Linked DNA regions of Homo sapiens: region 1 is linked to region 2. The links are chromatin contacts, found by Hi-C or POLR2A ChIA-PET in ENCODE. All regions are on one chromosome and are shown on one strand. The core of a region is the stretch at or near the end of the contact, and the rest is flanking DNA. Distances in the headings are between cores, read along the strand shown. Region 1 has its middle 130 kb from the start of NFKB1-AS1. Region 2 holds the start of SLC39A8 (solute carrier family 39 member 8).

Region 1 (2,959 bases), core at 88-2,587, 280 kb before region 2:
GGAGTGCAGGAGAAATAAAGATATGTTTCCCTAACATTCCTAAAGTGACAAAGACCTGAGATAGAAAGAATATTCTCTTGGGCTACCTCTGGCTCTCAGATATGAAACTTATTCCCCAGCTTGGTAAGATTTAGGGAGAAAAGCAGGTAGGCATTGTCTGTGTGGGAAATTCAAAGCATTTGAAAACATCCCCAGAGTCTGCCTTGACTGAATGCAATCTTATTAATTCAATAAGCACATGCAATTAAAAGGGTTATGCAGAAAAGACAGTAATATTTTCAAGTGAATGGGAGAATTCTTGTTTTCTAATTGATTTATCAGAGGCATGAACCAGAGTAGCATACAAAACCTTAAAATCACTGGCAAAACCGGTGTTGTCTTAAGACATGTTTATATTCTGCCCCTAGACACTGTTTAACTTAAGGATTTATTCATTCATTTATCAAGCATGTACTGCAGACCACTCTGGGCAGGTATTGTCCTTGTCACTGGGGGTATGGCAATGAAAAAGGCAGACAAGTCCTAGTTCTCATGGATCATTAAACCAGCGAACGAGGCAATTCCAGCTGGCGATAAGTCCTTAAGGTTAATGTGATGGCGACAGGGGAGCAATGTTAGATAAGGCACCATCTTGTTCAATACTTCAGGGAAGCTTTTTGGAAAGTATATGGTAAAAAATAAGTGAAAAAATTTCAGTTGAGAAATGAGTCTTTAAAGACCTTCATTGTAATTAATACATAAGGAAAGAAAAGCACAAAATCAGCTGGTTATGTAGTTGGGGCTCTGAGCCTGTGATCTACAAGCTGGGGGTGAACTAACCTGCCAAGACATCTTTAAGTCCTTGTGTGGGGCCAAACAGTGAATGAACTTAGCAAAGATAAGACCAATGCATCACTGTTTCGTGTTTTATAAATATCTCTCCTTATAAATATCTCTCCTTATTTCTGTAGACACGGGTTACTGAATCCTGCCATGAAAGAAAAGTTTGCTTAACCCCTTAGGTTGGTCTCTGTCTTTAAACAAGATTTATTGAGCTCCCCTGTGTGCCACATCATGCTATGCAGTGATCAAGTACACATGATTATAGTAACACCTAAGTTACCTACAACTCTCAGGAAATGAGACATTCTGGCTCACGAAAATTTCTGTTTGAGAACTAGCACTCATCCCTGCCTCATAATTTAGGTGGGAACAACCCCCTTGTTCTGATTCTGTTCCTGTTACTTTTTGTTGGTTTTGTAAAATTTATTGGACCACTGCCAGTAGTTGGAGCAGACAGTGTTGGCTGGCCACCTCACAGCCAGATCTTCCTCCTCTCTGCTAATAGAGGTGGCCATGTCCAGCCTCAGAGACTGAATCATAATTTGTTATTCTAATCCTAGTCTCCATTGCCAGTGATTGATGTAGGGTTAGGCCCATGACACATTTCAAGAATGAATCATAAGTTGATGTCTAATGTGGGGTTTCTGGGGGAAGGTTTCCCTGCCTGATAAGGGATAGACCTGAGGCAAAACCCTCTGCTGTTGGGTAAAATTGAGAAGCTATTTGAGGGCCTGACACTTGGAGCTGCTGCAGCCTTTTTTTGGTGATCTTAAAGAAACATATTTGACAGGGGGTGTCAGAGATGTTTAGCTGCTAAATTAACCCTGCAACCATCTAACTGTGGTCTTATTATAATGTGGTAAAAAATAAAGGCTTAATTGTTTAATCTTGTAGTCAGGTGTTCTGATTTTACAACCCAAAGCATCCTAATTGATACAGCAGTTAAAGGTGTGGGCGTTGAAATCGGACTTACTTGTGTTTCAGTCCCAGATCCACCAGTAGCAGGCTGTTCTTCATTGGATACAGGCTACTGAGTCTTTCTGTGCCTTAGTTTCTTTAAACATGGGAACAATAACAACAGTATCTGCTTCATAGGTTAATTGTGAGGTATAAAGGAGATAATGCACAGATTATTGATAGCACATGATAACTATCCACCAAATGTGAGCTATTACAATCATCATTGCCTCTGTGTGAAGCCATCAGAAGAAATCTAGGGAGGTGGGCAGAACTGAACGTGTGCAGGCATTGGGTGGTGGCTGTGAACAGCATCAGACAGGAGAGCTGGAGGTGTCGGGGGCAGCAGTGAGCCTGGGAGAGGAGCAGGTAGGACCTGGATCCCCCCGCACCCTGCCTTGTCATCCTGAAGATTTAGGTCATATTTGACCAGCAGGTCATGGTCTAGACTGTGTTTTAAAAAGTTGAATTACATGCTAACATTTAAAAAGGGAAAGATTCCATGTAAAATATCGATGTATCTATCGCTGATCTTGTAATGGTATTTTTTAAAGCCCTTATTTGTTTAGCCCACTTATAGTCAGGCATTCTCATTTTATCATTAAAAGCATCCTCGTGGATAAAGACATGGGTCTTTGAGGTCAAACATATCTGGGCCTTGGAGAGGGCAGTGTGGGCACCTGGGTGTCCTGTTGGGAGATGCGTCACCTACTTCCTTGTGCTGGGATGCTGCAGTGGCAGTGGTGCCTCTAGTGAGGAAGGCTGTTGGGGACATAATTTGCTGAAGTGGGCTGGGAGCGGTGACTCACGCCTGTAATCCCTGCACTTTGGGAGGCCGAGGCGGGTGGATCATCAGGTCAGGAGATCGAGACCATCCTGGCTAACAGGGTGAAACCTCGTCTCTACTAAAAATACAAAAAATTAGCCGTGCGTGGTGGCGGGCTCCTGTAGTCCCAGCTACTCGGGAGGCTGAGGCAGGAGAATGGCGTGAACCCGGGAGGCGGAGCTTGCAATGAGCCGAGATGGCGCCACTGCACTCCAGCCTGGGCGACAGAGCGAGACTCCATCTCAAAAAAAAAAAAAAAATTGCCAAAGTGGGTGAAGGAAGGGCCCCTGCTCTTTTACAATGAGCTCTCAAGCCAAAGTGGGTGACTGGCATGCTTCCCTACCCATATTTTTG
Region 2 (2,752 bases), core at 158-2,657:
ATATAATATAGTTAAACCTTCTTCCATATGACAATCCTTCAGCTTCGTCTGCCTAGATCCTTAGCCTCTGGGAATGTTCTCTACCTGTCTCTTTCTTCTGCAGTTATGTCTTTAGGTTCCTCTTCTAAGATTAAGATTTTTTCCCTTTCCCCATCTTTTCCCCTTTGTCTAGACTTAATGTCTCTTTAAAATGTGCTATTTTAGGAGGCTGTGCATTCTCCTGATGAAAGGCAAGAACGGCATCTTGTATTCTTTTTATTGTCCTTAGTCACGTGAATGCAAAATGTCTGAGACAGGTCTCAGTCAATTTAGAAAGTTTATTTTGGCAAGGTTAAGGATGTGCCCCTGACACAGCCTCAGGAAGTCCTGAGACATGTGCCCAAGGTGGTCGGGGGTACAGTTTGCTTTTATATATTTTAGAGAGACATGAGACATCAATCAATATGTGTAAGATGTACATTGGTTCAGTCCAGTAAGGTGAGACAATTGGAAGTGGGGGCTTCCAGGTTAGAAGTATAATAGACAAGAGACAAAAGGTTGCATTCTTTTGAGGCCATGATCAGCCTTCCACTCAATAGACAGTTTAGTCTGGCCCAGTGAATCTGCATTTTTTGCATAAACGATGGAGAAGAGAAAGCAATCAGATATGCATTTGTCTCAGGTGAGCCTCAGAGGGATGAATTTGAATAGAATGGCAGGCAGGTTTGCCCTAAGCTGGTCCCTTCTTGATGTTTCCCTTTAGCTTGGTGATTTTGAAGTCTCAAGATTTATTTTCCTTTCACAGCCATCTAACAGTGAAGCATGGTTTCACTTTACACTTGAACCACTATATCCACCAGATACAAACTTTGCCTCAAACACCACACTCACTTTACACAAACCTGTTGACATCACACCTAAGTCAGCTTTTCTTGAGCTCCCATATGAACAAATAAACATTCCTCTGATCTGCGGATATCCCGCCAGGAAGGGCCGGCTTGGGCAGTGCTGGCTCAGCTAGCCCGCCACCGCTACCATTGGATTTCCTCTTTCTCCTCTGATTTTAAGAAGTGAGAAAAAAAAGCAATTCCTGTTAATTATGTAGACAATGCAAGGGTCTCCAGGCTCCATTTCAGCAAGTTGGTTTCATCAAGATCACGAAAAGATGCATGCGTCCCCGAGACCAGAGAGGAGTTAGGGACCCCGACACGGAGGTGGCATCAGGTAACCCTCAGGAGTGAGGGTGGGGAAGAGGGCATGGCTGATGCTGGGAATGAGCAGCGCCCGCGGAGGGAAGGCCGGCGGTCCTGCGCCCCGGCGTGGACGCGCGCGGGAGTTCAGGCTGGGGAAATGGGTCACCACGTGCTACGGAGGCGGGGACAGGGCCCTCCTCCCCTTATTTGTAAAGAGCGCCGGAGCGGATCGCGGAGTTTCACCGCGGACCTGTCAGAGATACAGAGGTTGTGGGGGCGGGAGACAGAAAGAGAGAGAGATCCAGAGACCGAGTCTTACGTTGACACGCAGAGAGAAAGACGCAGAGACAGACAAACAAACAGATAGGAGAGGTGAGAGGCCAGCGAGTGCTTCCGATTAACTTGCCAAGCTCAGAGAAGATCCGGGGAGAGGGAGGGTCCCCTTTAAACGCGCAATCCCCAGGACTCCGGAAGAGCCCTTTTCTGCAGCTCCTTGGGGACTGCACGTCTCACTTCTAAGTTTGCGGCGGAGAGAATAAAGCAGAAAGACAGGAAGAGGAGGTGGAGTTCTACAGTTAGTGTGGTTTTAGTTTTTCCTAAGAAGTGGCGTGGTTTGGGGCTTTATATCCGGGAGGAGCATATGTACGCAAATCCTGGGGCGTTTGCAAACCCGGATCCGGGGCGTCTGGCCCCATGCCCGGCCGGGCGTTTGAGGGCTACTGCCACGCAGCGTTTCTGGAGCCTGCCGGCTGGTGCCCTGGTGGCCTTTATCTCTGTCCCCCTTTGTCCTCTTTATCTCAGGCTCTCCAGGAGGCCGGGGGGCCCACTCCGCCTATCGCTCCCCTCGGCTACGCTGCCACTTCAATGCCCCGCAGGTCGCGAGCTGCTGTTCTTTCGAAGGCGTCGGAGAACCAGGGGCGTCCCGCGCCACCTCTGACTCGGAGCAGCGCCGAGCACTGACGCTCCCGCCCTTGGGCAAGGACGCCAGTGCGCCCGCGCGCGTCCCTCTGCGCGGCAGCCCGTCGCGGGCCCTCAAGGGGAAGCCCAGGCCAGGATGGCCCCGGGTCGCGCGGTGGCCGGGCTCCTGTTGCTGGCGGCCGCCGGCCTCGGAGGAGTGGCGGAGGGGCCAGGGCTAGCCTTCAGCGAGGATGTGCTGAGCGTGTTCGGCGCGAATCTGAGCCTGTCGGCGGCGCAGCTCCAGCACTTGCTGGAGCAGATGGGAGCCGCCTCCCGCGTGGGCGTCCCGGAGCCTGGCCAGCTGCACTTCAACCAGGTAAGGCCGCCAGGTCCGGGCAGCCCTCCGTACTGTGGGTGTCCCTAGACTTCACTTTGTATATGAGCCGTTTTTATTTGGGAAAAGTGCAGGAGAAAGAATCTTGTTATATTTCTCAAGTAGAAGGCGGTATCTGGTGACACTTGCTTTTCACTAGACGAGGCTGAAGGATTAAAAGGTTAACGTTGTTAAGGGATTTGGCAGCCGGAAACTGCAGTTTTACGCCTGATGAACTGAGAGGTCCGACTCTGGTGATTTTAACATTTTATAGAAAACTTTATGAAGTAGTTGAGGGTGTGACGCCACT

The links. Hi-C counts contacts between places; a loop is a spot of excess contacts on that map. ChIA-PET counts read pairs that join two places held with the same protein, here RNA polymerase II (POLR2A). Pooled maps may share reads with other maps.
Region 1: a map of mammary epithelial cell shows a loop between it and region 2 (6-fold over the local background). The contact joins the enhancer-like site here to the promoter of SLC39A8 in region 2. A Hi-C loop is called at or near these places in 13 of 168 maps with a recorded cell type or tissue (CD4-positive, alpha-beta T cell, CD4-positive, alpha-beta memory T cell, CD8-positive, alpha-beta T cell and 8 more), 30 of 37 single-sample maps with no recorded cell type and 22 of 50 pooled maps. POLR2A ChIA-PET finds 5 or more read pairs at or near these places in 5 of 52 experiments (CD4-positive, alpha-beta T cell, CD4-positive, alpha-beta memory T cell, activated CD4-positive, alpha-beta memory T cell and 2 more).

The regions. Positions count from the first base shown.
Region 1 is chr4:102,626,434-102,629,392 of GRCh38, reverse strand. No RefSeq gene overlaps it. Among named protein-coding and RNA genes, the nearest start is that of NFKB1-AS1, 130 kb to the right of the region's middle. Within about 2 kb of position 1,337, at least 3 of the 41 ENCODE cell types and tissues checked have a DNase peak (open chromatin) inside an H3K27ac peak, as active enhancers do; they include mammary epithelial cell, where a contact is called at or near this core.
Region 2 is chr4:102,344,137-102,346,888 of GRCh38, reverse strand. It overlaps SLC39A8 (solute carrier family 39 member 8), which reads left to right and starts at 1,407. Exons shown (of 9, transcript NM_001135146.2): 1 at 1,407-1,544; 2 at 1,974-2,445. The coding sequence starts at 2,227. RefSeq lists an enhancer at 875-924 and a silencer at 2,105-2,354.